Regions from separate parts of the Mus musculus genome. Here region 2 is linked to region 1. Evidence: chromatin loops called from intact Hi-C (ENCODE). Cell type or tissue: gastrocnemius. All regions are shown on one strand. Each heading gives the region's core, and the rest is flanking DNA. Links, peaks and the distances in the headings are about the cores only.

Region 1 (14,882 bases), core at 3,915-11,914:
CACCTGCCACATCCAGATGTTGGGAAAATAACGCACAAGTGCGGGGTAGTGATTCTGGGTCGCACTGGACGCCCCGTCCAGTGGGCTGCAGCAGAATAACCCCAGCAGAAACTTGAGGCAGCTCGGAGAAAGACGGCAGCGAGCCAGGTCGTGAAAATGAAAGGCCTCACTGTGTGGACTGCCTCTCTGTCCGCCCAGCAGTTTGCTCAGGGTGGGGATGCACACCTGGCAGCGGAGAGCGAGCCAAATCCACGTCGACACCGGCTCACTTGGTGCTGCCCTCCTTGGGCGGGATCTGTGGCTCCAAGTCAGCTGGGCCAAAGCTGAGCTATTGGCTGCCCCAGGGTGGGGTGAAGCCCTACCCACTCCAGGGCTGTTGGCACTGCAGCCTCTGAGCTGGGCACAGCCTTCCTGGCTAAGGACCCCACCCTTGAGGCCATTTGGCGTTCTTACTGCTTCCTCCCAACTGACCTTCCAGGGGAAGGGTTGTTGGAGCACTAGATGTTAGTCATCAAACCCAGGAACCTTTTGCTCCGGGGAAAAGGTGTCAGTTTACAGGGACAGGTCCCTTTTTCTGTATCCTAGCCTCCCATTCTTAAGCGATGTTCTTCTGCCCGAGACTGTCCATACTCCAGACATGGAGGCAGGAAGGGTGGGTCTTCAAAAGGCCCATCTTCCCACCCTCTGTCAACAGGAACTAGACAGCATGGTGTGTCTGATGTCCTACATATGCAGGTGGCAGACCTTTAAACTGCTTCATTGGGCCCTCCTAATACATGGGGTGTGTACAATAATTAGTTCTAGAGGTGAAAACTGTGCCCTAGAGAGAGTTCAAAACGTCAGCCCCTACAGCCAGAAACTGGTAGTTAGCTAGTTAGACCCAGGGCTGATTCTGGAACCTCTCCTTAAACTAGGGCTCACCCCTACATCCTCCAAGATGAAGGTAGGGGTCGAGCATCCAGTTGGAGTGAGGCCCTGAGCAGGAAGCCTCGGCCACCTCTGAAACTCTGTCTTCTAAGCAGGCGCCATGGAAAAGGTGCTGGTCACAGGTGGGGCTGGCTACATCGGCAGCCACACGGTATTGGAGCTGCTGGAGGCAGGCTACTCACCTGTGGTCATTGACAACTTCCATAACGCCATTCGTGGTGAGTGAAGCTGGGTACGAATCAGTGAACAGTTTCTAGAGGGGTTGGGTACAGGACCCCATTCTCTAATATTGAACACCGTGTGCCCCACCACCACCACCACCACCAGGAGAAGACTCCATGCCTGAGAGCCTGCGCCGGGTCCAGGAGTTGACAGGCCGCTCTGTGGAGTTTGAGGAGATGGACATCTTGGACCAGGCAGCCCTACAGCACCTCTTTAAGAAGGTATGTACTGGGGCTGGAGAGATGGCTCAGCGGGTAAGAGCACTGACTGCTCTTCTGAAGGTCCTGAGTTCAAATCTCAGCCACCACATGGTGGCTCACAATGCCCTCTTCTGGTGCATCTGAAGACAGCTACAGTGTACTTACATATAATAATAAGTACATTTTTAAAAAAGAAGCTAGGTGCTAGCTGGGGCATTTAGAGCATGCCTTTAAACCAAGCACTTGGGAGTCTTTGTGAGTTTGGGGCCAGCGTGGCAGGTAGGAGGAGCATCGCCAAGGATGCAGGCACAGCATCCTCTGACCCTGGCTTTCCCCCTGCAGCACAGCTTTAAGGCCGTCATCCACTTTGCTGGCCTCAAGGCTGTGGGCGAGTCAGTGCAGAAGCCTCTGGACTACTATAGAGTTAACTTAACAGGGACCATCCAGCTTCTAGAGGTAAGAGGACGGGGACACAGACGCCAGCTGGGCCCCAGGCTGGCTGGCATGCTGGCCACAGTAAGGGCCTGCGTGGGAGAGTCAGAGAGGACCCAAGCCGTACCATCTCGGACACCTGCCTTTCTTTACCCCCCCAGCCTGTTTCTCTCTCTGTAACTGATGCCCGTCGCCTCAGCCCCACCCTCCTAGGGTGGGGTAACAAGTGGGACTTACCCGTGAGGCACAGGCCACTGACCCTCCCCTCCACGGCCAGATCATGAGGGCCCACGGAGTGAAGAACCTGGTGTTCAGCAGCTCAGCCACCGTGTACGGGAACCCCCAGTACCTGCCTCTGGATGAGGCCCACCCCACGGGGGGCTGTACCAACCCCTACGGCAAGTCCAAGTTCTTCATCGAGGAGATGATCCGGGACCTGTGCCGGGCAGACACGGTGAGGACCGCTCACCCCACCTTTGCTCCATTCCCTGGCCCCCTTGAGCCCAGGATCACCCCGGGCACTCTCAGCACAAGGAGGCAGAGGCTGAGAAGCGAGAAGCGGCAGTGTTCTCTGCCCAAGGTCTTGGCAGCTGGTATGCAGGTGCCCTCTGTTGCTCCTTGGTAGAGACCACAGAATAGACATGGGGAGGTAGATGGCTGTGGATGAGTTGGGACTCCCTCCGAGTGGCCCAGCCCCACCGTCTGACCTTTACCACGCAGGCCTGGAACGCCGTGCTGCTTCGGTACTTCAATCCCATAGGCGCCCACGCCTCTGGGCGCATCGGTGAAGATCCTCAGGGTATTCCCAACAACCTCATGCCCTACGTCTCCCAGGTAAGGGGGGGGCAGTTCTGGGGGAGCGGGACACAGATTACCACTGGTGCCAGCGCCCTTGAAGTTGACCTGACCTCTGCTGTAGGTGGCAATCGGGCGACGAGAGGCCCTGAATGTCTTTGGTGATGACTATGCTACAGAGGACGGGACAGGTGAGCCTAGGAGTCAGGGCAAGGAGGGAGATGGGGACAGGGGTTGGGGGCGGGGGGGGGGCAAACTTCCGATGGAAGCAATTCCCCCACAGGTGTGAGGGATTACATTCACGTGGTGGACCTGGCGAAGGGCCATATAGCAGCCTTGAAGAAGCTGAAGGAGCAATGTGGTTGCCGGGTAGGGAGCCAAGAGAAGAGCCGGGGAGGAAACGGTTGGAATCCAGGGTGAAGGTGGCACACAGGGTGAATGATAGACTCCATTCTCTTGGGCAGACCTACAACCTGGGCACGGGCACAGGCTACTCTGTCCTGCAGATGGTCCAAGCCATGGAGAAAGCCTCAGGGAAGAAGGTAGGCCCCACCCACAAACACAGTGGGCTCTCCAGTCCAGCCGTCTCTTCCAGCCGCTACCTTGAACCTCAGTGCTAGGTGCCTATGACAGAGCTCTTGGTTGTGGTTCCTGAGGCCCGGGGCCTGGTCAACCAAGTATGTGTACTATCCCCTTTGCAGATCCCGTACAAGGTGGTGGCACGGCGGGAAGGTGATGTGGCGGCCTGTTATGCCAACCCCAGCCTGGCCCATGAGGAGCTGGGCTGGACAGCAGCCCTGGGGCTGGACAGGATGTGTGAGTGTCTGTGGAACCCAGGAGAGGGCGGAACCGGCTATAAGGGCAACTGCTCGGGCCGTCCTCAGGCAAGTCCTGACCATCCATGTCTGCTCAGGTGAAGATCTGTGGCGCTGGCAGAAGCAGAACCCTTCGGGCTTTGGGGCGCAGGCCTGAGGACCTCGTTACCATGGACCAGAAAAGAGCAGCTGCCTGCTTTCCAGTCTCCACAGGACCCTGTACCCTCACACTCTGGGGCCACCCTACCTCAAATGCCAGCTGTCTGCTCAGCCCTCCAGGCAGGAGACCTCTGGTTCCACTGACCAGAAAGAAGTCCAGGTCTTTCCAGCCTGTCTCCCCCCCGAGTTCAGCAGCTCATGTGATCCCCAGAGCCTTGGGGATGGGGAGGCCAGGGGGTCTGGGACCATAGCCTCCCCCAGGCACTGATGATTAAGCTTTCCAAAGTATTTAAAATAAAGATGTTTTCTTATCGAGAGGCAGATTCTCACAGATGGCCACGCTGTACCACATAAGGGAGCCCTGAGAGTTGAAGCAATTCCTTTAATTTTATCGGAATCCAGGACAAAACGAGAAAAACACCCAAAACCACATGAAGACAGAAGACAAGACACAACTCCTCCCCCACCACCTCCCTGGCCCTAAGGGGGGACATAGTGGGGGTGAGACAGCAGGGAGTTGGGGGGGCCCTTGAACCTCAATCCAGCCCTGCAGGCTCCAGGCCTGCAAGGAAGGGCCATGGGGAGGCAGGGTCCAGCCCCTCTCGGGGAGGGGCTGAGGGGAGGCCCCGAGGGACTCTACCTCCTCACTGGCCAGCCTGTCCTGGAGCAGGCAGCCCACAGCAGCAAGGGCCCCGGGCCATGGACACATTCGTGACAGAAGCGGCTGCAGCGAGGCAGGAGAGACGATTATCCGGGCAGAGTCATGGGGGGAGGGGCCCACGAGGGCCCCACGGGCCAAACCCTGAGGTCACGGGAGGGGGCCCAAAGCGGGGCTAGTGGGTGAGGTCCTGAGTGAGCGGGTCAGCAGCTGGGCCCCTTCCTCCCGCCGCCTACAGCCCCTCCAATACTGCTGCTGGGGCCCGCCTCTGGGGACGCAGGATAAGAGAGCAGCCCACCCCGCTGCTGACTTCCAGATGGCCAAGGCCAGCAAGAAGGCCTGGCCAGCCTCGGCGACCTGCCCCAGAGGCCTGTGGGAAGAGGATAGGGTGGGAAGAGAAGGGACAGGGGCTCGACCGGCTCAGATCCAAGATGATGCGGTGCTTGCTTGCTGGGTCCCCCATGAGCTGGGGGACCATGGTGGGAGCCAGCAACTAGTTAGACCGGAGGCAGAAGTTTCTCCAGAAATTCCTTTACAGCTGCCATCTCCTGGGGTGGGGGGAGATGGTGAGGTTCCCTGATGGAAGGAGGAGGGGGAACACAGGAGTAGGCTGTCGCCACTGACCTGAGGACAGGAGCTGTGCATGACACCTGGGTATGTCTTAAACTGGACCCTGGCAGGTGTGACAACAGTCCGGAGCTTCTCAGCTGTCAGGGCTCCAAACCGAACAGGTACCATGGGGTCCAGCTCCCCGTGGCACTGAAGGATGGCCAGGTCCTTGGCACTGCCATTGGCTGCCTGTGGGCCGGACAGAATTTCCAGGGCAAGGTCAGCGCTACACAGAACATGGCGCCCAAGCCACAGGGACCATTGGGGGAGAGAGAGGAGGGGCCTGGAAGGATACTCACTTGGGGGAAGTTCCGGTGCAGAGGCAGCCAGCAGCTCAATGCCACAATGCCAGCCAGAGGGTGGGGGCAGGTAAGTGCTGTATAGAGGGACAGGGCCCCACCCTGGGAGAAGAGAATGACAGGTCAGGAAAGAAGGACACACACACCTCCCCTCCCCCTCACAGCCTCCTCACCTGCGAGAAGCCACCCAGGACGATCCGGTTGGCAGGAATCCCGTTCTTCATCTCATGTTCAATCAAAGCCTTGACTGGGGAGGGGGAGGGTAGGACCCGGTGAAGGAGACTGCTGGAGGCTTGAAGGGAGCAGGTGGGCACTGCCTGGTGCTTTGGGAATGGGGACGGGGGAGGGAATGCTGGGGGAGGGCTGGGGCCTTACTGTTCTCTGCGGCCTTCTTGATGCCAGCTTCATCCTCTGGGGCATCCGGACTCAGCCCCATCAGGTCAAACCTGGGCAAAGACAGACAGGAGTTGTTAGAAAGCTCTCACTAACCCCTATAGCTCCCCAGGTTTCCATCTTGTCCCCCAAACTCACCAGGAGGGCATCACCATCTTCATGTTGAGTGTCACAGGGATCCTGGGCCTGGGGAGGGAGGGCCAGAACATCTTAGGAAGGATAAAGCATCCATCAGTTGAGAGTCTGGGAATGGGCAGAACTGCCCTTGGGGAACCCTCCCAGTGGGCAAGCCCTGTGTTTCAAGTGTTGCCAGGCAACCTGCCACGTGGGGCTGGAGGCTGTGGTTGGGGCATCAGCGGTAATGATGGAGAAGCAGAGACCAAGGCTCAGTGACGGGGGTCCAGCTCAGGGTGAGTACTTGGGGAAAGGCTCCTTTTAGGAGGTCTTGGGTCGAGGGAGCTTCTCGGGGAGAAGCAGAACTAGAGCCCATTCCTAGGGCTTCTAGAGCCAGGACTGATATGGCCAGACTGCTCCGAGCCCAAGCCCCAGGAGGCAGCTGATGAAGACAACAGGTCTAGGACCAGAGGACAACCCCCGCCCCTGACACTCCTCTCTAGCTGGGGTGACACTCACGCATGGGGACAGATGTACTTGACATGAGGAAGCCGGATGGTGGAGAGGGCGTCAGCCCAGCTGTGCCTGTGGGAAGGAAGAAGAGACGATGGTGTAGGACAAAGGCCCTCCAGCTCTACCCAATGAAGGAACGGCCGCCCCTCAGCTCACTCACCCTGTGTCTCCAAGTCCATGTAAAAAAATAACCTGGGAAAAAAACAGTCAGAAATGAGACAGGCAGGTCCCCCTTAGACCTCCCACTCCAGCTTACCACTCCCCCAGCCCCTCAGACCCAGAGGATCCGGGGTGGGAGCCAACAGATGATTAACCCTTCTAGCTTCAGGCTAAACCCTTCTCATATAGCCTCCTCCATGTTTCCCACATTGCCCAAAGCCAGCCGTCACCCACCACCTGGCTGGCCCCTTACCGCGGCCGTTTCCCGCTCAGCTCCAGACACGGTGGCTGCGTCGGTGAGCAGGGGCACAGACATGGTGTTACCACACATACACTGCAGGGCTTCCTGCAGGCTGGGCCTACACAAGAGAAGGTAGTCGTAGATTAGAAGCAAAGCCAGGGGAGAGAAGCCTTCCTGGTTTAAGAAGCCCGCCCGGAGGCCTTCAGCCTTGGGCAGTAACAGGGGTTTGATTCTGAGCAGAGAGAAAGTAAAGGCAGAAAGAAATCTCAGGCAGAGGGGTAGAAAGTTGGCCCCAGGGAACCGGAGAGAGATGGTTCAGCGGTTAAGAGCCTTGGCTGCTCTTCCAGAGAACCAGGGTTCAATTCCCAGCACCCACATGGCAGCTCGCAACTGTCTGTAACTCCAGTTCCAGGGGATCTGACATCCTCATACAGCCATACATGCAGACACAACACCAAAGTGCATAAAACCAAATAATTAAAAAAAGAAAGAAAGAAAGGAAGGAAGGAAGAAAGGAAAGAAAGAAGTCTCCATCCCAAGGCTGAGAAGGAGAACTTGGTCTAGAACTGGCACGCCTGGTTTCTGACCCAATCCCAAAGCCTAAGCATGGTACAGGTGGGCTGGCACTGGGTTTAGGGGTTGGAAGTGTAGGGGCAAGGGAAGGCAGGGTGGTCCCTGTAGCCTTCCCCCTATGTCTCCGAAGGCTAACTGCATCTTTCCAAGGTCTCAGGTGTCCCTTTCCTGGAATTCCCCTTCCCTGAGTCCTGCCCCTAGAGAGAGCTGGAGGAAAACCGCTGGAAACAGGCTTTCAGTCCCACCCACATCCCATCTTATCCATCTTCCCTCTCCTCCCCTCCTATCCAGCCCCTATCCAGTCTTCTCAGCTGTCTGGCTCAGTAAGAAATTCCCGAGGCCTCTGGAAGCCACCCATGTCCCATGAGAGCCAAACTCCTTTCTGCCATCTTCTACCAAAAACTGGTGCTCTAAGCTTTCCCAGTTCCACAAGGCTACCTGCTGTTGCTGCTGTCACTGACTCCAAACGGGTCCCCAAATGAACAGGTGTTGGGACTCCCAACACAAAAGAATATCAGGCTGCCTGGCCCCTCCCCATCCTTAGCATCCTCCAAACTCCGGAAGCTTGTGCTACCTGCCTCTGAAGTGTCTTAAGGGCGCCCCGCCCTCCCGCTGGCTCCCACCTTCCAGCTCTGACCCTGACTGCCCCTCCTCACGGTAGGATGATCACATAGCATCTTTCCACACCTCTGACTCTGGGGTTCCTCTTTCCACAGGGAATGCACCTGACACCCTAAGCTAGGATCCCCTTCCTTCTAAGCTCTGGGGACTCCCACTCCACCCGGCTCCCACTCTCCAAAGGATGACCGTCGTCTCCCATTCTCCACAGTGGGAACTTGGGTTCTGAGCCAGGGTCATCACATCCCTACGGTGGCATTTGCTGCCTTGCCCCACGGCTCGCACCTGCCCACAAAGGGGCATTGACCCTGGAAAGCCTCCGCCCCACAATGGGGTCTCCCACTGCCCAGCGCGCAGCCGCTCTCCCGCCACGCGCGCAGCCCCTGGCCCGGCCGTCCCGGGACTGGACAGCGCCCTCCGGCCACTCCCCACCGCCACCCCGGGACCCTCGCAGCCTCGCTGAGCGAACGCCTGGATACCTCACTCCCAGTGGCTTCCGAGACCGTTCGGGCGATTCTCCCCTTTCTCCCGCACAGGCACACACTCTTCCCCCTCGGCCGCCCCCGCCGGAACTTCCGTTCCAGTCCCGGGAACCCAGCCATCCTGCTGCCGGAAGTAGCCCGGCCAGCAGTACGGAACCCGGAAGCGAGTCCGGCTTTCCAGGTAGAAGCTGCCATGTTGCCCACAGTGGGACCACTCCCTGTGATGCGACGCTGCCACCTACAGCGTCTGGACATGGCACTGGATTCCCAGATGTCCTACCAGCTAAGCCCTCCTGGTGGACCTGCGTCCTGGAGGAGAGGCATTCCTCAGTATTGTTTAGCATAAAGTTAGCCGTCTTCCCATCCCCGTGGAGCAGGGTGCACTTCCAGGTGTGGTCTTGGATGTTCCCCACTGTCTTGTTTCATTAAGATACAGTTCACTGCTTAGGTCTCCAGTGCGCAGTATCGTATGCTTAGGTAGTGAAATGGTTACTTTAGTGGAACTCTGTGAAGTCTCAGAGATTGGCTTCCCTCTCAAAACTGGTGAATGCTTTTAGCCACACGTCTCCTGTCGTACTTTAGATTTGTCTCTTTATTCGTCTTGCTTCTTGTTTACCCTCCATACTGTTTCTCAAGCTGTAGCATTATACACCCTGACCTGAAAAGACCTGAGTTCACCCCGTCCTCCACTCTTATCTTTAAAGATGAGGAAGCTAAGGCTTGGGGAAGGAAGTAAATATATATCGACCTCAAGATTACACTGTGATCTCTCTTTCCTGACCGGCTTCCTCAGCTATAAAATGATAATAACCACCTGCTATTTCATCACTTTGCTGTTAAGCTTCAAGGAGGCCACGTAAACTTGCTTTGAACACTAAAATCACAGTGTGAGAGGCCTTACCCACTTGAAGAAGGACCCTGGGAAAGTCCGTAGGCCGTATCAGGATACTGACACACTGGCAGGGTTGGCTCGGCACTGTCCTTGACAAGTGATGCCTTGCAGGCTGCACAAAATGCCACCAGCTGTGAGCTAAGAACAAAAGGGCTTCATTTGGTCACCACTGAGTCACACTGGTAAAGTGAAAATTGGACTTGGAGTCCAGGCTGAGAGACAAGCTGAATTGAAGGACTGAATTGTAGAGAACCTTTAGGGACCAGAAAACAGGAAATGAGTCACAGGGGTCCCCTCAGCTGCAGAGGACTTCCAGATTAACCTACACTAGTTTTTTTGTTTGGTTTTGTTTTTTTCCCACCCTGCGAACCCAAAGCAATACAAGCTTGGGCAATCAACAAAAACACCTCCCTCCTGACAGAGAAGCAGCTTGTTCTTGTATTCAGGTCATGGGATGGTGCTTAGAATATGGAGATCAAGGGACCACAGCAAGCCAAAGACCTAGAAACGGATATCACAAAAGAAAGAGGAATAAAAACCGAGAAGAAAGCAACACAGCTAACCAGCCCCAGTGCCTGCAGAACCCTGCTGGGTTGGTCCGTGGATGAATACAGCCCCTGTACTTTCTTCACATGAGCCACAGTGGCAAGTGACGCTTCCAATCTTCAGGCTCAGTTCCAGGAGCTACCTGTGAGCTACAAATGAGCTAGTGGAACAAATGAGCTAGTATTGTAATGTGTTGGGTGTTGCGTGTGAATGACATGCATCCATGTTTTGAGCACACGTCAGAGTACGAACTCAAGACATCAGTCCTCAGAGCTGGCTACATAGACCAGACTGGCCTTCAGCATACAGAGATGTACCAACTCTGCCACTCAAGGACTAGGAATAAAGGTGTGGACCACCACGCCCAGCACTCGGTTATTGAGGCAGTCTCTGGTTTGCTGTTGTATTGTGTACTCCAGCCAAGCTGGCCCGAGGGCTTGAGGGCAATGTCCTGTCTGCCTAGCTCACTGCGATCACAGACATGTGCAGTGTCCTGTGGCTTCTCAGCCTGATTCTGGGAATTCTTGTCAGGCTTGAGCAGCAAACACTTTACCCACAGGGCCTTAGATTTATTTATATTTAAGTACACTGTTGCTGTCTGCAGACACACCAGAAGAGGGCATCAGATCTCATTACAGATGGCTGTGAGCCACCATGTGGTTGCTGGGATTTGAACTCAGGACCTCTGGAAGAGCAACCGGTGCTCTTTACCACTGCGCCATCTCTCCAGCCCCTTCTCTGGATGCTAGAAACCCATTCCAGGGCCACACACATTCTAGGCAAGCACTGTCCCAGAGCTACACCCTCACCAGCAGCCCTTCTAGTCTGGAGGATTTTCTGAAAAGCAGGTTGGAGCGAGTCTGAGGGCACAGAGCACTGTTCACATTCTAGTGTACCTCAGAACCTCGATTCCTAACAACCAAAGCCCGTTTCTCCAGATTGAGAGAAAGCGGCAGGATCCTCCGGACAAGGATGGGTGTTCTTCAGAGTTCTCCAGGGCCAGACGCAGCACTTGCTCCCTCACCAGCTCTTCCTGCTTTCAGAAACAGTGGGGTCTTGGATGCTTTCAGCTGCTGGGGCTCTTGCCAAGCGTACTGTGTTCACTGAGAAGTAACTGCTCTCAGGATCCACACCCTTACTTCTTGTGGTGCCTCCAGCATCTCTCCTGGGTTTAAGATTGTTGTGTGTGTATGGCTGTTTCATCTGCATGTTACATCTGTGTACCACGTGAATGAAATGTCAACAGCAGCCAAGAGAGAGCATCTGATCCCCTGGAACTAGAGTTACAATTGGTACTGAGCCACCATGCCAGTGTTGAGAAGTCAACTCAGGGCCTTTGGAAGAGCAGCAAGTGCTCTGAACTAACAAGCCATCTCTCCAGCCCACAGCCTCCCTTGTTTTTACATGTAACTCAACAAGTTTCTTCCCCCTTGTGAGAAATGGAACCTAGGTTTCTAACCTCAGCATCCTTTTTACAAAATGCAGAGGCTGAACCTTTCCTGGAGAAACTGATGTAGTCTTTATTTAACTGTGACATGCATGATCTACCTAGATCAAAAGAAAACAGGATTCAAGTTCAATTCAGTTCCTAGTGAGATATAAGTTTCACAGCACTACCAAGAGCACAGAAGAAAAGACAGACCTTAAGTCTCTAAGGATTTATTAGGAAGCTCATTAGTCACCATGAATGAAAGCCATGAACAGAAGGAGCAGGGTCTCCAGACTCCAGCCCTGGGTTTATAACATGAGTTAGAAGCAGGGAAACACCAAGGAGGTCCCAAGAGGAATCTTTACTGTCTCAGTTTTACCCCAACCAGGTCACCCACACAGGGAAAGGACTCGCAACTATTTGGCTAGACTGTGTAAGACCTTCCCCAAGCAGTCATGTATCAGGAGACTCCTTCCTTTCCAACCACCATTGTGGGACACTTGTGTCTGATATGTGACACCAGCTAGGCACCCTGACACGAATGCTGAGCAATGACAGGAGGAGGAGCAAGCAGGGACGAAGTGTTTCTAGCTGGAGACCCTCCTGATGGCTAATTCAAACACGAAACTCGGGTTTCAGAAGGATTCCTACGGTCAAGGAAGCATCCTTTTTGAAAAAGGACAAACCACACAAGAAATCTGCCACAAGCAAAAAGACACATGGGATCCCGTGGCCACAGACTGGGAAGTGAGCATTATTCATGACTGACAGATGCCACCCAGCCTAAGACCCAGTTTCTGCAGTGCCTTAGAGAGAGACTATCCCTTGGCACCCATACCGCTCCTGGTGGTGAGGCGGTTTCCACAGGCCAGGTTCCTGCAGCAACCCCGAGACAAAGCCTGGCCAAAGCTCTGGCAGGCAACTCTTGCTGGAGCATCCTCTGTCCTTCCCAGCAGGTGGTCGCACATCTTCACTAACAGCGCATCTGAGGGAGCCCCGGCTGGCCCTTAAGAAATGAAGTGTGTCTGCGGGGTGACCTGATGCACCCGGTGGTCTGCTGGGTTGGCTGACGCTTCATAGTTGCAGATGGTCACCTCATGCCGGCGAAGCTACAGGAAAAGGTGGAGATGAGGTCAGCGGCTACTAAAGCACACATTCTGCAGCAGCTCTTCCGCGGGCTCCCGCCTCGGGAACCGGCTGACATTCCCTCTGCGGACTCTTTTAATCTTGAGAAGCCAGCAAAGACCACTATCTACTCTCAAGGCTTCTCAGCAGCTGAGAAAATCCAGGCGAGAATAGGAACTTGTCTAAGGAACTTATCATTTTATTGCTGGTGCCCAGAACAAGAAATTGTCAAGAATGTGTGACAGGTGGAACCCATGGCTTCCTGTGTGCTAAAAGAGAGCCCTGTGGCAAAATACACATAGCACAACACACACATAACCATGTGCATACACACATGAAATAGAAATACATGAATAATAAAAGAAAACTTATAGTCTATCCACTGAAGACGTTATGATGAAATCTAAAGAAGCCAGGTACTGAGGAAGCAGAGGCAGTGATCTGTGAGAGCCAGGCAAGACTGGTCTACATAATGAGTGCTAGGCCACCTACGGCTATATAATGACAGCCCGTCACAAAACAAACAAAAAAACCAAAGGAACATCATGAACAGATGGAGCAGCCAGCCCCTCCCTTGTTCCTGCCCTTGGTGTGCCCGCCCCATGGTGTAGACACACATTTACCAATGTCTTTTACCTCAGTCCACTCTCCCCGCAGGCCAATATAAAAGATCTTCGTCGTATCTGCTCCAAAGTTTTTTGAAATATGAATGGAAAGATGATAGACATTTGAAAACCTGGAGATTCTAGAGTTTGGAAAAGGAAGCAGGAGAGAAGACACGGGTTACCACGTGGTCTGCATCTCGCCACCAGGGACGATAACAGTTCAGTGCAAATTGCAGGCAAATATCAGGACACTTGCTCCTTCATCACCAGGCTCCTTCAGAGCAGCAAGTAATGAAGCAACCATGCGCTAAGCACCTGTCAGACCTGGTCTGAGGCAGGAAGGACAGAGAGACATGTGGCATATGCCATCACTATAACCAGAAGGCAGAGGCAGAGGAATTACAAGTTTAACATCAACTTGGTCTACAAGTGAATTCCAGCCCAGACAAGGATCTATGGCAAGACTGTCTGGGAGAAAAAAAAAAAAAAAGAGGAAGGAAGGAAGGAAGAAAGGAAGGAAGGAAGAAAGGAAGGAAGGAAGGAAGGAAGGAAGGAAGGAAGGAAGGAAGGAAGGAAGGAAGGCAGGCAGGCAGGCAGGCAGGCAGGCAGGCAGGCAGGCAGGCAGGCAGGCGGGTTGGAGAGATGGCTCAGCACTTAAGAGCACTGACTGCTCTTCTAGAGGTCCTGAGTTCAATTCCTAGCAACAACATGGTGGCTCACAACTATCTGTAGTGGAATCTCTTCTGGTATGTCTAAGAGAGCAACAGTGTACTCACATATACAAAATAAATAAATCTTAAAAAAAAAAGAAAGGAAGAAAGGACAGTGCTCCTAATGTCAAGGTGGGTGACAAAGCAGGGTTCTAAGCCATGTTTATTGTGTTGACTTCACTAAAGAAGGGGCCAGTTGGGTGCAGGTGACTGAGTCCGCCTGAGCCTACTTTGCAGAGGAATTCTGTAAATACCTTTTTTTTTTTTAAGATTTATTTATTTATTATATGTAAGTACACTGTAGCTGTCTTCAGACACTCCAGAAGAGGGCGTCAGATCTTGTTACAGATGGCTGTGAGCCACCATGTGGTTGCTGGGATTTGAACTCCGGACCTTCGGAAGAGCAGTCGGGTGCTCTTACCCACTGAGCCATCTCACCAGCCCTCTTTTTTTTTTTTAGATTTATTTATTTATTATATGTAAGTACACTGTAGCTGTCTTCAGACACACCAGAAGAGGGCGTCAGATCTCATTACAGATGTTTGTGAGCCCCCATGTGGTTGCTGGGATTTGAACTCAGGACCTTTGGAAGAGCAGTCAGTGCTCTTACCCACTGAGCCATCTCGCCAGCCCCTGTAAATACCTTTCTTAAGCCACACTAGCTGCTCACCCAGGACTGCTCAATACTTACTTCCGAGTCAACAATCTCTGCCAAGAGCAGCCACACCAAGGATCAAGCTTTCTCTGCTGTTTTAACTCATTTCCAATACTCAGAGATTAGGACACTGGACAAAAGACAGAGGCAAGCACACAGGCTGCACGCTCACTGCAGGTGAAGAGCCATGAGCAGGCAGCACGCCTCCGGGAAGACAGATACAGGAGGACAGAGTTCAAGGCTGGCTGGGCTATAGATCAAGACCATCCCCAGAAGGAAATGAAGGGAAGGCAGTGGGGAGGTGCCACGCTTACTTCGTAGCATATTCTAATTCTCCTGTAATGTCTCGGTTCAGACTGAAGGTCTGCTCTGGCTCCCTTTCTGTGTCATCAAATGACATCTGTGGAATGTTCTTGTACCTGAGGGGGAGAAAAAAGAAGAAATGTCAAGGGATATGCATTATTAAATTTTTCAGTGTTTTAAAACTCTCTGACGACTACTTAACTAGCTTCAGTTCCATCAAAAGATCAAAGTTAGGATCAGAATGGCACTCTCCTGGCATTTACACACAAATGTCTGATGACTGACTACAAAGCTCAAAGCCTGCCGGCAGCCCTGACTATGAAGGAGACCAAAGCAGGAAGACTGCTTAGGCAGAGTTCATTCTGGGTACCTCGGGCATCAGAGCAAGATCCCACCTTGAAAGAAAGA
Region 2 (14,882 bases), core at 4,061-12,060, 49 kb after region 1:
AGACAGTGAAAGTGCTCATCACAACCCTTAAGGAAGGAATCAGCGGAAAGCAATGGAAATTGGATTTCTTTCTTTCTTTCTTTCTCTCTCTCTCTCTCTCTCTCTCTCTCTCTTTCAAAAAGACAGGGTTCAGTATGTACACCAGGTTGGCCTTGAACTCTGAATCACCTACAAAGGTGCACACAGCCATGCCAGCCTAAAAGTTTTCTAGAATTAGAATCTATGAGTAGTAGATCCCAAAGCCAATATTCTTTTCATGCATTAATTTTTAAAAAATATTTATGCTTCTGTGTGTGTGTGTGTGTGTGTGTGTGTGTGTGTGTGTGTGTGTATAAGTGTACCCCATGTGTGAACAGCTGCCCTCAGAGGCCAACTGGAGTTAACTAAAGGAAGTATCGAGCTGCCTGATATGAATGCTGACAACTGACCTGGGATCCTCTAGAAGATCAGTAAGCACTCAAACCCTCACCTATCTCTCATGTACCCCGTGTGTTTAAATTTCAGGTTGAGGGACACAGAGTGATGGCTCTGCAGTTAAGAGAAATTACTGCTCTTGCAGAGGACAGAAATTCAATTCCAGCACCCACATCAGGTAGCTCCCAATTGCCTACAACTCCAATCTGAGAGAATCTGAGGGCCTGGGTTCTCTTTGGGCATGTAAACACTCATAAAGTCACACATAAAGCCCATACATGTAAGTAAAAGAATAAATCTTTAAATTTTGAACCAAAAATTTTGACCCAACATTCAAGTACCAGGAAATAGTCATGCAGCCTGGCTGAGCACACTTGTCTATCATGCACACCACCCTGAGCTGCTTCCAACATGCTGGCCCACCTTGTCACATGACAAAGTACATTAAAGTATGGTGATTTCTAGAACTTTCTTCATACTTACCTCCTCATAATTCCTCATACTTCCCACAACCTAACTCTAGAATGTGAAAAGAGAAACTGTTCCTTCCAGTTCCCTAAGCCCTAACAATCACACACCTATCTACTTTCTGTCTATGGATTAGCCCATTCTGGACATTTCATATAAACAGAATCATAAAGCAAACAGTGGTTTGTACCTGGCTTCTTTCATTGTAAAGCCTAACCTCTGTAAGCGTCCCTTTACACATGCTATAGTGGGAAACATCTGCAATACATAATAGTTACAATTAAAAAATTCTTACCACAAGAATGTCTACTGTGATAGGTAAGATGGAAAGTTTCTTCAAATATTTCAATAGCTGCAGAAAGAAGAAAACAAATATTAATTTCTATTGTCATATGGATCTTCTCTGAGGTAGATGATACTATCTGGTGGTGAGATACTTGCTCGGAGCTCCGTCCTTCATAGTAACAACTATGGATGCTATTTGCATCTTAGAGCGTGGAGAAAGGCTCAGAGATGCTTTGTCACTAGTCCAAGACACAAACAGTACAAGATTTACTTTAGTCTATATGGTTTTCCAGTCTCTGGTTTCTTCTGTGAGGTTTTTAAAATTGTGGGTGCTGTATACACACATATGTCTGCGGAGGGCAGGACAACAATCATCATGCTAGGCATGGCAGTGCATGCTGTTAACCCCAGCACTGTTTAGGTGAGGGGAGGTGGACAGCCTAGTCTAAACAGGGACCCAGTCTCAAAAAACCAACAATCACTGCCACCTCCCTTGATGCTAGGTCTATCACTGGCCTGGAGCTCATCAATTAGGCTAAGTTCACTGATCATTGAGTTCCGGGGCTCCTTCTGTCTCTGCCTCTCCAACACAGAATTACAAAAGTGTGACACCATGCACAGCATTTCTATATAGGTACAGGAGACTGAACTCAGAGCGAAAAGCTCCTGAAGCAAGCATGTTACCAAATGTATTATGTCTCCTAAGCCCTCTCTTGTGGCTTTTAGGGTTTTTTGTTTATAATACTAGAGATTGAACCTATTGATTAACTATGCTGACAAGTACTCTATCGCCAAGCTATAACCTAACCTTCTTTTTTTCCCCTAAGTTCTGGCATGCTGAAGTGACATCATTTTTTAAAATTTATTTTATGTATGTAAGTACACTGTAGCTGTCTTCAGACACCCTGGAAGAGGGCATCAGATCCCATTACAGATGATTGGGAGCCACCACTCAGTTGCTGGGATTTGAACTCAGGACCTCTGGAAGAGCAGTCAGTGCTCCTAACCACTGAGTCATCTCTCCAGCCCCTAACCTAGCCTTCTTTTCACATTTAGAGATCAGGCTTGGCGTTGACTTCTGAACTTCCTGCCTTAGCCTCTGGAATAGCAGCAGGGTTACATACAGGACTATGTCACCAAGCCTGGCTAGATTATGTGTTTTTAACTACTTTCTTCGCCAAGGGGAAAGAAGAGACAGAGAAGTGAATTAAAACTCACTAAATGGGACTGGGGAAATGGCTCATTGGCTGCTCTTCCAGAGGACCTGCGTTTGATTCCCAACACTCACATGGAGGCTCAAATCATCTCTAATCCTAGTTCCGATGCTCTCTTCTAGCCTCCAAGCACACATGAAGTGCACAGACATTCATGCAAGCAAAACATCCATACAGAAACTAAATAATGACTTAAAAAACCCTCACTAACTGGCCTGGTATAGTGACTAATGTCTATAATCTCAGCATTTAGGAAACTGAGGTAGACGGATCACCTAGAGTTCAAAGGTCATATGGGTTTCAGAGAGGGAGAGAGATTCTGCCCCTCCCCACAAAAACAGAACAAAACAAAATAAAAAAAAAAAACAATCAAACACAGCCATCAGCAATTATGACTTTGCAGAGGACTGTGAAAGGCAGCAAATTTAGGGAAATCATCTACAGACTTGTATATCTAAAGCAGAACAAGAAGGAAGAGAGGACCTACAGACCTCCTTAAGGGATAGTGTTTAACACAAGTGTCAACACAAATGGGAACCCAAGACCAATCTGAGTTGCTGGCATCTCAGCTTTGCTGTTAATAATGATCAAACATGTCTGGGTAGATCAGAAAGATTTGGGTTTGCCCATTTCCTTTCTGAAGACTCTAAAACTAGGTCAAAACTGGTAGAGCAAAGCTCAAGAGACAGAGAGAGAGAGAGAGAGAGAGAGAGAGAGAGAGAGAGGTCGTCTCAGCTTCTTGGCTGATCATGTGCAAGTCAGTAACCTCCCTGAACCTTAATTACTTCATCTGCAAATCAAAACTAGTCTCCATGTGCTGCAAGCTGTGAGGATTCATTGGGACAAACCATGTGCAGTGCTTAGTCACGGTGTCTGCAACACCATAAAGGTTAAACATGCTCCTCCCTAATCATCTCACTCATCAGCCAACACTCTTTCCATGTCCTACCCTGGATCCTGGACCAGACACTGCTCAGACAATCCCTACTTACGGAATTTCCAATGGATATCAGGATTGCTAAGCCTTTTTCTAAGAATGGGTAAGTGCATATAAACACTTTCCATACAGGGAGTGTGGTCAGGTACACCAGTGTAAAACAGATAACTGAGCCAGCTGTGGTAGTATATATACCCTTGTAACCAACCCTAGCACACAAAGTCTGATGCTAGCCTGAGCTACATATTGAGTAAATCCTCACTCAAAAGCAAAAACAGGGGCCTGGAAAGATGGCTTAGAGGTTTAAGAACACTGGCTGCTCTTCCAGACATCCTGAGTTCAATTCCCAGCAACCGCATGGTGGCTCTCAACCATCTGTAATGGGACCTGATACCCTCTCCTGGTGTGTCTGAAGACAGTGACAATGAACTCATAAATAAATCTTTAAAAAAAAAAAAAAAGAACAGTTGTTGCTCTTCCAGAGAATCCAAGTTCAGTTCCCAGCACCATCTGGCACGTCACAGCCACCTGTTACGCCAGCTTTAGAGCACCTGATGCCCTCTGCTGGCTTCCGGGGGCACCCACATACATGTGTATAAATCAACAGGAGATTGAACCTATTTGGTTATATGCATATAGAACACATATATGCACAACTATTTCAATTTTCTTGTTTTCTTTTTCGAGACAGGGTTTCTCTGTATAGCCCTACTGTCCTGGAACTCACTTTATAGACCAGGTTGGCCTTGAACTCAGAAATCTGCCTGCCTCTGCCTCCCGAGTGCTGGGATTAAAGGCGGGCACCACCACCGCCCGGCTATTTCAATTTTTAAAGAGTCAAAACAGGGGCTGGAGAGATGGCTTAGCGGTTAGAAAAAAAAGCACTGACTACTCTTCCAGAAGTCCTGAGTTCAAATCCCTGCAACCACATAGTGGCTCACAACCATCCATAACAAGACCTGGCTTCCTTGTCTAAAGACAGATACACTGTACTTACATATAATAAATAAATCTTTTTCTAAAAAACAAAAAAAAAAAACAAAAAAAAAAAAACCAAAAAAACAGGGCTCAAGAGATGGCCCAGTGGTTAAGATCACTGGCTACTCTTGCAGAGGACCTGGGTTCAGTTCCCAGAACCCATATGGCAGTTCACAGCTGTCTGTAAGCCCAGTTCTCCATGACTCAGTGCCCTCTTCTGGCTTCCATGGGCATCAGGCATGCATCTTGTGAACATACATATATGCAGGTAAAACTCATACACATAAAAAATAAAAATGAACCTTAAAAAAAAAAAAAACCCAACATAAGCCGGGCGTGGTGGCACACGCCTTTAATCCCAGCACTTGGGAGGCAGAGGCAGGCGAATTTCTGAGTTCAAGGCCAGCCTGGTCTACAGAGTGAGTTCCAGGACAGCCAGGGCTACACAGAGAAACCCTGTCTCAAAAAAACAAAAACAAACAAACAGAAAAACCATAAAACAAAATAGATAACTATCTGCCTTTTTTTTTTTTTTTTTTTTTTTTTTGGTTTTTCGAGACAGGGTTTCTCTGTATAGCCCTGGCTGTCCTGGAACTCACTCTGTAGACCAGGCTGTCCTCGAACTCAGAAATCCGCCTGCCTCTGCCTCCCGAGTGCTGGGATTAAAGGCATGCGCCACCACGCCTGGCTCTACCTTCATTTTTAAATATTAGACAGCAAGACTTGTTTTTATAGTCCAGGCTGTAATCGGTCATATTACTACAAGGTGGAGCAACAAGTATGTTTTTCTGGTCATTTTACTCCCATAATTACTTAACATTGTCTCTAGGCAGAGCAATTGAATCACAGGTGACAATCTTGTTTGACTGGGTATAAGAGGCCCAGTGGTGTATCTGGGGAATATGAAACTTAATGAAGTAAAAATTATACTTAAACTCTCCACTTCCTCTATGATCCAACTTAGGAAACATTATGCAAAGGTTAAGGCTAATAACATTTTCTCAAAGGGAAATCTGGAGTTACTGGAAAGAGTTAAAATGGGTGGTTCTCCTATAATGGTGGTCCCTGGAGAAGGGGACTCCCCCCCCCCCCCATTTGGTTTTTCGAGACAGGGTTTCTCTGTGTAGCCCTGGCTGTCCTAGAACTCACTCTGTAAACCAGGCTGACCTCAAACTCAGAAATTCGCCTGCCTCTGCATCCCAAGTGTTGGGATTAAAGGCGTAGGCCACCACTGCCCAGCCCAAGAAGGGGACATTTATATGCCATCCACCATGTGCCCGGAATCATGGTAAGTTTGTCTTATTTGACCCTGTCTAGTGGGTATTGTTCTCCTATTTTGCTGACATTGAACCTGGGTCTAGGGTTGTTCCATACTTGCCTAAAAAGCCAAGAAACTAATATCACTGTCCTTAAAAGGAGAGACACAGACACCTAACTCATGCCCAGAGTATTTCACAGGAAAGAAGAAAGCAGGTACTCTTTCTCAGCACCATGCTACTTGACAGCTTACAGTTCATGTGGCAAAGGTCACAAAACACAATTACAGGACCACTACATAGCCAAGAGAGAGAAATGGAGTCAGAAGTCAAAGAGGATGTGTTGATCTCAAGGCTTTGTACAGACTGGCAAAGTGAGTATTGCCTGTGGCCTACCTTTGGTCTAGCAGACACAATGAAAACTCTTGAGATGTTCAAGCTGATTTAGCCCAATATAAGAGAAAAAGACTTCACCATCCCCAGTTTTCAGTCAGTGACTTCCAAGAATGAAGCAACAACAAGCAGAGAGGACTATGGATATCCTCAAGTAGATGGAAACCAGCGCTGTCAACCCAACGTAGCCCAGCAAAAACTGGTAGCAGATGACAGAAATAACAAAAGTTTACACAGTCCCATACATAGGAATCTTGGGTTCTCCACTTCCAGTCTTAGAGCTAACCAGTTCCCAGCAGTGACCCCCTCATTCTCCACCTACCACCAATCTATGGGCTTCATAGTTTTTACACTCAAAACCTGATAAAGGACTGCTAACTTTATCTGTCATGAAAATTGTTTCCAATCCAGTGATAGGAGCAAAAGCTAAGTCATCTCCCAGTAAGGTCTCTAACAAGTGAGCCTAGAGGCTAGATGAAGGCAGAGTGAATACATAGTTAATTTACACTTAAAACACCAAAATCCAATAGCAGGAATCCCAAAAACACAGGTGTGGAATCAGCCTTTTGGCTAATAATGGTCTGGAAGCAAGATTTGGTTGCAAATTCAATACTGCTCTATAATCATCTTGCCACTTCACAAACCTGTGAGAGCTTGCTATGTTAAAAGGAGGTTGGAAAGCCAGCGTGCAGGCTTGCAATTTTCTCTTTGCAGTCAGCGTGTTTCTGAATATCAACGTTTCAGGTCCTTTGCACAGGGGTCTCTCAACAGTTTCCTCACCTCTCTCTTCACAACACATTCAGTTCTCCCTCCCCAGTGGGTACAGAAGCCAAGAGCTCACATAGCTGCTACTGAAATACATCCCCAGCCCCAAGGTAATTTTCTCTCTGGGAAATGAAAAGCCAAATTAGGGCTGTCAGAGGTAGAGGCCTTGCCTACTAGTGTTAGCATATGAGTCCCTGCCAATAACACCAAACACAACAACAACAAAAACCACCAAACACCCTTTTAAATAATTATTAGGAGTTTAAGAAAATTTACTTAACCTTTTTCTAACTTGACATTTCATGCACAAATAGACCATTCCAAAATTTAAATTCTAATGGGGGAAAAAAACCCTACAGATATTATATTACATGGAGGATTTTTATTTTTTTTAACCTGATGGCAGAAACAACAAAATGAGGGTGGTTACTTTAAGGTCAGTCACAAATCTTATAGTGTTCAGAAAGACAATCTGGGACTTGGAAATAATGACCATTTATTAGATGCCCACAAAGGGTTATTGTAAAAAGAACTTGTAAATATGTCTGACCAAAGGTCCCCAAGGCCTCCAAAGAAAGTAAAACACAAGACAATTGAAACATTTACGTTTTCGCTGACTTATAACAACAGCTTCTGAAGAAGTGTATCTCTGAGCTAAAGGAGGGTAGTTAAAAAGTGGCCCGGAGGTTGAGAGGTAGTGACCCAACTAGGAACAAGAAGAGTGAATGGGGTCCCTGACTGGAAATTCTGATGGTGATTAACACTTATAAAGAGCACTTGGGTCTAGCTGGTATTTCAGGAAGAAACTAGAGAAGGGACAGGTCGAGCAGAGAACTCCTCCAAAGTCCCGAGCTGGTGCTGGCTAGGAACCTAGATTGCATGTGTAAGTCCGCTCGCTGTCTCCCTCCACCACTTCCTCTTCCACTCAGCTCGCTGGACACTTCACCTTTTAGGAACCTCAGGCCCAGGCTAGAATGCTGACAAGCCATGTCACACCCTTTGGTGTTTTCGGCTAGAGACTACAGTGAAAACGATTCTAATTCCCACCATACCCTCTTCGTAGAGCTCAGAGAAGCCTAGACACCCGGGGGACCGCGAGGGGATACAATGTATTTAAAAAGTAACAGTTTCTAAAAAGGAGCAACAAAGTAGTTAAGTGCAATTAAACATGGTTGCTCATCACAGCCTGGTCCCACCTTCCAGTATGTCAGAGCGGAGTTAACACGCTCACGCCCTCATCCAGGACCCGAGCTCCAGGAGCAGAGCTCGAAAAACCCCAAGGCGTTCCCCGTTTTCTCGGCTAAAGGGCAGGGTACAGCACAGGGGTCCTCGAGCCGCAGGACCCCCAAGCAGCGGACGGAGTCGCTCGGCTGCAACGGGGAAACAGCTGGCGCGGCTGCCCGAACCCCGGGGAGAGCCGCAAGGCCCGGCCGCCCCTCCAGTCCTCAGCCCCCAGCCGGGGTGCGCCCGCCGGCCGCGAACTCCCCACTGCCCCGCGCCGCTCCGTGGGGCCTGGCTCCGGGTCGGAGGAGAACCCCACTGCGCCCTGCCCGCGACCGTTACAGGGCCCGCGCCGCGCCCAACGCCCGCCCGCGCCGCCCGCCCGCCCGCCGCTCACCTTCTTGGGGTCCGGGTTCGCAGCCAGGCGCGCCTGGAGCTTCTCCACAACTTGGAGCGCCGACTCCGCCGCCATCGCTGTCACTGGCGCGGCCTCCTCGCCGGAACTGGGCTCGCGTCGCGTCCTCGGGCCGCAACTCCGCCCTCCGTGAGGGCCCGGCGGAGACGGAAGCGCGAATGGTCCCTTCCGGGCCTCCGCTGGGGGTGTGTGTATGTGTGGAAGGCCTCAGGACCCGCCCCCGCGCCAGACCACGCCCACTATATCACGGCGATCTGTCGAATACAGCACAGGTCACGCCCCCGACACGCCCAACCCAGAGCCACGCAACCAGCCACGCCCCCAAGCCTGTATTCTGCAAGCCAAACTCTGGCTTTAACTCTCACGCACCGCCTTTCCAGTCATACGCTCGTTTTCGCCTAAGGGTGGGTGGAGTCAGTGATCAGGGTCCGACGCGGCTCCAGGGACCCTTGGAGTGGAAGGAAAGAACTGACTCAGGTAAATTATCTGACTTCCACCTGCAAGCTGTGACACACCCTCGCAATAAAAGAAATCGTGTAATTTTAAAGTAACTTAACGGTATTGTAATTTTGGGAAAGCAATCCAGGCTGTCTGGTTTCAAGGCAATTTGAAACACTAGAAATAAAAATAATAACACATTATTAACCACCTTGTCTGCAAAATCAGAGAGCAGCCCCTTTTATTAGACTGTTCATGTGACATTCTTTTCTTTTCTTTCTTTCTTTCCTTTCTTTCTTTCTCTCTTTCTTTTTATTTCTTTTCTCAAAAAGGATTTCTATGTGTAGCCTTGGAGGTCCTGGAACTCACTCTGTAGACGAAGCTAGCCTTAAACTCACAGAGATCCACCTGCCTCTACGTCCTAAGGGCCAGGATTAAAGTTGTATGCCACCACCACCTGGCTCCATTTAAAAATAAATTAAATCATAATGAATAAAAAGTCATAATATATTAAAAACCAAACTGAACTACATGAGATTCTGTCAGAAAAGAGCCGCTGGGCGTGGTGGTGCACGCCTTTAATCCCAGCACTCGGGAGGTAGAGGCAGGAGGATTTCTGAGTTCAAGGCCAGCCTGGTCTACAAAGTGAATTCCAGGACAGCCAGGGCTATACAGAGAAACCCTGTCTCGAAAAACCAAAAAAGAAAAAAAGAAAAGAAAAGAGCCAGGCAGTGGTGATGCATGCCTTTAATCCCAGCACTTGGGAGGCAGAGGCAGGTGGATTTCTGAGTTCAAGGCCAGCCTGGTCTACAGAGGGAGTTCCAGGACAACCAGAGTTACACAGAGAAACCCTGTCTCAAAAAACCTGTATATCCCTGGCTGTCCTGGAACTCACTTTGTAGACCAGGCTGGCCTTGAACTCAGAAATCCACCTGCCTCTGCCTCCCAAGTGCTGGGATTAAAGGTGAATGCCAAAAATAAATCTTTTAAATAAGAAAGAATAAATGTTGAGGCATTGTCTCAGTAGGTAGCCTTGGCTACCCTGGAACTAGTTATATAGCCTGAGCTATATAGCCTTGGCCTGCCTCCAATTCACAACAATCCACCTGCCTCCGCCTCCGCCTCCGCCTCCGCCTCCGCCTCCGCCTCCGCCTCCGCCTCGGAGTGCTTGGATTAAACCAATTGACATCCAGGCCAAAAACCATCCCCCTAAAAATAAAACTTTATAAACATAGAGTCCAGAGAGATGGCTCAGTGGCTAAAGAGCTTACCAGATAATTGGCTGATGGCTGAATTTTATCCTTGGGACCATCCTAAAGGTGGGAGGAGAGAATTGGCTATCCTCTGACCTCTGCACACTCATCCTGGCATTCTGGCACATATGAATCTCTCTCTCTCTCTCTCTCTCTCTCTCTCTCTCTCTCTCTCTCACACACACACACACACACACACACACACACATTAAATGGAATATAAGAAAAGAAGGGAAACAAGAAAGGAATGAAGAAAGAAAGGAGACAAGTGCTGTCGTGGTGGTGCACGCCTGTAATCCCAACACTCGGGAGGCAGAGGCAGGCAGATTTCTGAGTTCGAGGCCAGCCTGGTCTACAGAGTGAATTCCAGGACAGCCAGGGCTATACAGAGAAACCCTGTGTCGGAAAGAAAGAAAGGAAGAAAGAAAGAAAGGAAGGAAGGAAGGAAGAAAGAAAGAAAGAAAGAAAGAAAGAAAGAAAGAAAGAAAGAAAGAGAGAGAGGAAGGAAGAAGACAAACTGTCTAGTTAAGAAGGAATACTGAATTCTCTTCTCCTGGAAAACAGCATACAAAGTCCTCCAGTTGAACATGTTTGTTTTGCTTAACTGTGGCCACAGTTCTCCTCACAGGTTCAGGTTTCTAAACTGACTACATCTCTCAGTGTTTCACGAGTGGATATATACTTAGGGATTACACCTTCCCCCACACCTCAAAGCTACTCTGAAGCTGTGGTGCACCAGCATTTAATCCCAGCATTCAGAAGGTAGAGTCAGGCAGATCTCTGAGTTTGAGATCAGTCTAGTCAACATAAGGAGTTCCAGGACAGCCAGGACTACATAAAAAGACCCTGTCTCAAATAGATGGATAGATAGATAGATAGATAGATAGATAGATAGATAGATAGATAGATAGATAGACAGACAGACAGATAGAAGCTTTGGCTCACTGATACAATGTTTGCTTAGCTTGTAGGAAGTCCTGACTGCCATCTCCTTTCCTTACACAAAGAATAACAAAATAACTGAGTACTTTCAAATGTCCTGCATTTATATACATTGTATCCAGTAGTAGCCTGCAAGCTTCCTTTAGCTATTTATCTTGCTTATTTTGGTTGTCTTTTCATTCTTTGAGCTCAGAGAGTGTCTCTGTGCTCTGTAGCTGATAGATGCTCGATGGCTAAGTTGATGGTCACAGGGATGGCTCAGCAGGTCAACCTGCTTGCAGGGAATGTCTGGCAGAAGCAGACTGAGGCTGGCTGAGTGTGTCTTCCTGGTGGCACAGCTCTGTGCTATGCCGTTCATCTCTCCCTCCCAGCATGTCCTGAAGAATCTTAAGGATGGGGCATCCCTCTCAGCATCCCAAGACTTGGGAAGGTAAAAGAAGGACCTTCAATTTGGTAAAGGAAAAAACCAAATGGAAAACTGAGTGATGATTTTAATCCCAGCACTCATGTGGCAGGGGCCAGTCTGGATTACAGAGCAAGTTTCAGAGCAGCCAGAGCTACACAGAAAGACCCTGTCTCAACAAAATGAAACAAACAACAGCAACAAACAAACACACGCACAAAAGGTTCATGAAATGTAATGGCTCTCAACTTGACTATATCTGGAATGAACTACGATCCAGAATTGGAGAGCTCACCGGTGATCTGGATCTTGAGGCTGGAAGACACAAGTTTCTGACCTGGATCTTGGAATGGAGATCTTGAGGCATAGTAGCTATGAAAAGCTTAGGCCCAAGGAAGGTACTATACACCTCTAATCCCAGGAGACTAAGGCAAGGAGATCTCTGTGTTTAAGGTCAGCCTGTGACAAAACAAGTCCCAGATCCAGGCATGGTAGAATACACCTTTAATCTGAACCAAACCTTCTGCTGGAGACCTACATAAGGACATTGGAAGAAGGAAGATTCACTCTTCTTGGCCTGCTTGCATTTACTTGCTGGCACATCTTTTAGAATCTACTTCTACAGAAGACGAGCTAAAACAACTAGCCTCGTGGACTGAGCAACTACGAGATCCTTGGACTTCCCATTCAGAGCTGACCATTGTTGGGGTAGTTGGACTACAGACTGTAAGTCATCACAATAAATTCCCTCAATAGAGAGAGACATTACCATAAGCTCTGTGACTATAGAGAACTCTGACTAATACAAATACCTTGGCTCTTTTTGGCTTGTTTGGATTTTTTTTTCAAAGATTTATTTATTTTATGTATATGAGTACAATTATAGCTGCCTTCAGACATACCAGAAGAGGGCGTCAGATCCCATCACCAATGGTTGTGAGCCACCACACATGGTTGCTGGAAATTGAACTCAGGCCCTGTGAAAGAGCAGTCAGTGCTCTTAACCACTGTGCCATCTCTCTAGCACATTTTTTTGTTTTGTTTTGTTTTTTTGTTTTGTTGTTGTTTTGTTTTTTGAGACACTGTGTCCTATGTAGCCCTGGCTATCCTGAAATTCATCATGGAGCATACACTGACCACTTATTTTCAGTTATCCTCCTGCCTCTGCCTCCTGAGATTACATAGTGAGAAGGCCTAGGTAACTGTTACCTCTCTAGCCTTCCTTTTTGTTCTGTTACTAATGTCATAAGGACAGCCAGGGCTATACAGAAAAACCCTGTCTTGAAATAACAACAATAACAACAAACAAAAAAAAACCCAAAAAACAAAAAACAAAAACAAACAAACAAAAAACTTCCTCACATGTTGTCACTAGGATGTTCTGTGCTTTGGTGTTCTTGGAAACCATTCTCAATACAAGTTATTTAGAACTGCTTTGTATAGTTAGCCACAATAAGCTTGGATCCGAACCAACCACCCAGCAGTACTTCCTGCACCTATTATGAGCTTTTATGGTTGTTGCCTATATAAGCTGCTCCCATGATGGACTCCAACTTGAGAGAGACACCCAGGTCAATATAAGAAGCCATTGGGAGCACTGACTGCTCTTCCAGAGGTCCTGAGTTCAATTCCCGGCAACCCCATGGTGGCTCACAACCATCTGTAGTGGGATCAGTTTCTCTCTTCTGATGTGTCTGGAGAGAGTGACAGAGTACTCACATGTATAAAATAAACAAACATATAAATCTTCTCTTTAAAAAAAAAAAAAAGGCCATTAGGAATAAGACTTCCATTTTAAGTAGGGGGTCAAGTAAAGTTTAAGTTCCCAATACTGTCCTTGACATCTTACTTGGCAGAAAGAGAGATGCACATGTGTAACTGACATCCTGGTTGGCAAGTTAAGACATGAATGTTAGCCAAGGCAAGTTCCCTGCCACAGCTGCATACCCCAATCAATGGGAACAGGATAAGTGTACAGCAAAGGTCTGCTCCTAAGGAAATCTCCTCTCTTAAAATCCTGATTGGTGGAATAACTTGACACAGATGCTTGTGGATTTTAGGCTTAAAAGCCCTGTAAGGATCTTTTTTTTTTTTTTTTTTTTTTTTTTTTTTTTTTGTAGTCACACCTGATATTGTAGATTGTGTCTCAAAATTTACATCACTTTATCAGAATAATAACAGCTTCATGGCTTTGGTTATGCAAACAAGTTAACAAAGCACAGAGGTCTTAGGATCCCGTGGGGAGTCCTGTGTGGGCCCTTGGGGGTGTTGGGCGAGACTCCGCTGGCAAGGTAGCCCGGGGCTCCAGTGGAGCGGAAGGGGCTTGTGCCCCTGTAAGGATCTTAACACAGTGTCATATCCAGCTTGTCTGGACCATGGCCCTGATAGATCTCTCTTGGGGTGTGGCTTTCAGTAAACCATCCCTATTTGCCTGAGATCAGTGTCCGAGTAGTTTCTGGGCTGATTCCAAGCCCCCAACATAGGGTGTACTAAACTCGGGTTCTTTGTACTTAAGCTATTTTGCTTCCTGTTGCCTGAAATGCTATTTGGGATGAAGAGCAGGTTCAAGCTATAAACCTTCTCTCCTCTGCTGATCTAGGAGATGTGAGAGGCCTGGAGCTGTAGATCAGTAGTAGAGGGTTTCCCAAGTACTTGATGGCCAATGGGAAAAAATTGCCAACTTGTGAGTGAGTGAGTGAGTCTGCACAAAGAAGGAAGCCTAGGTCTGCCTGGAGGCCAAGTAGGATACTTGAGTGAGTGGAGGATCAGTTCAGGCAGGAGAATAGCAGATACAGGAAGACTGGATGACCTTGAATGACAGTAGGAGGGATAGCAAGGACAAAACAAATGTTCCAGAGTACCACCAACCCTGCTCTAAATGCCCCATAATTGACTTGATGGGACTCCCACAAACACTTCCAGATACTAAGTACAGCGTTGTGAGGCTGAGTTCTACCTTGAAGGCAAGGCAGGTCATCTGAGCATGATGCAAACCAACCATGCAGAACATGTGTGTTCAAGCCAGCATGACCGCCTACAGCCCTCAAGGAACTTTCTCTCTAGAGAAGTTACTTTGTTCCCAAGAGGCAGAGACTTGCACACGTCCAAACGGATTCCATTCCAGGTTGCTGAGTTGCCTGAGACAGGCATATGGTATCTGGGACAAGTGTGTGGTCAGAATCCTCTCCCCTCAATAAGCGCCCCTCAGACCTGGAGTGACAGAGGCCAGCCAGGTAACACAACAAAACCCAAATGTAAGACTCATCTCAGTTAGCAGAGGTGGCACTTTAAATGTTGCTCCCTTCAAGAGCAACCTTGGGTGGGTATCTCTGTCCTTTATGTTACACACAGAGAAAATAAACTAAGGCCGGATCAGGTGACAGGAGTGCGTGGAGTGCAGTAGCTGAAGCCCAGACCTCTGGCTGGGAACAAGGCTTCCCATTTCACTTTGAAAGAATTTCCCATCCTGACTGACTGACTCCGGAGAGAGGCCCACTGTG

The links. Hi-C counts contacts between places; a loop is a spot of excess contacts. Peaks named below come from ENCODE experiments on the same cell type or tissue, not always from the same donor. Only the 100,000 strongest peaks of a DNase experiment are listed, where the experiment ranks them.
Region 2: a loop joins it to region 1, with 2.2 times the contacts of the local background. A loop is called at or near these places in 8 of 42 quality-filtered maps.

The regions. Positions count from the first base shown.
Region 1 is chr4:135,964,312-135,979,193 of GRCm38, forward strand. It overlaps Lypla2 (lysophospholipase 2), which reads right to left and starts at 8,283. Exons shown (of 10, transcript NM_011942.1): 1 at 8,207-8,283; 2 at 6,549-6,654; 3 at 6,297-6,328; 4 at 6,143-6,208; 5 at 5,648-5,695; 6 at 5,492-5,562; 7 at 5,290-5,363; 8 at 5,117-5,218; 9 at 4,833-5,006; 10 at 3,914-4,756. The coding sequence starts at 6,626. The coding sequence ends at 4,706. Pithd1 (PITH (C-terminal proteasome-interacting domain of thioredoxin-like) domain containing 1) reads right to left here. Exons shown (of 6, transcript NM_025411.4): 4 at 14,486-14,590; 5 at 12,838-12,946; 6 at 11,291-12,185. The coding sequence ends at 12,084. It overlaps Gale (galactose-4-epimerase, UDP), which reads left to right. Exons shown (of 11, transcript NM_001356493.1): 2 at 1,023-1,145; 3 at 1,255-1,370; 4 at 1,692-1,805; 5 at 2,059-2,235; 6 at 2,502-2,615; 7 at 2,701-2,767; 8 at 2,860-2,945; 9 at 3,041-3,118; 10 at 3,278-3,392; 11 at 3,490-3,867. The coding sequence starts at 1,028. The coding sequence ends at 3,548. In gastrocnemius, for the core only: a CTCF peak has its summit at 8,391; DNase peaks (open chromatin) are centred at 5,254 and 8,328; H3K4me3 peaks cover 1,807 bases; H3K27ac peaks cover 1,670 bases.
Region 2 is chr4:136,013,223-136,028,104 of GRCm38, forward strand. It overlaps Eloa (elongin A), which reads right to left and starts at 8,427. Exons shown (of 11, transcript NM_013736.4): 1 at 8,329-8,427; 2 at 1,178-1,234. The coding sequence starts at 8,403. In gastrocnemius, for the core only: no CTCF peak of the experiment used is centred there; DNase peaks (open chromatin) are centred at 8,583 and 9,899; H3K4me3 peaks cover 2,362 bases; H3K27ac peaks cover 2,400 bases.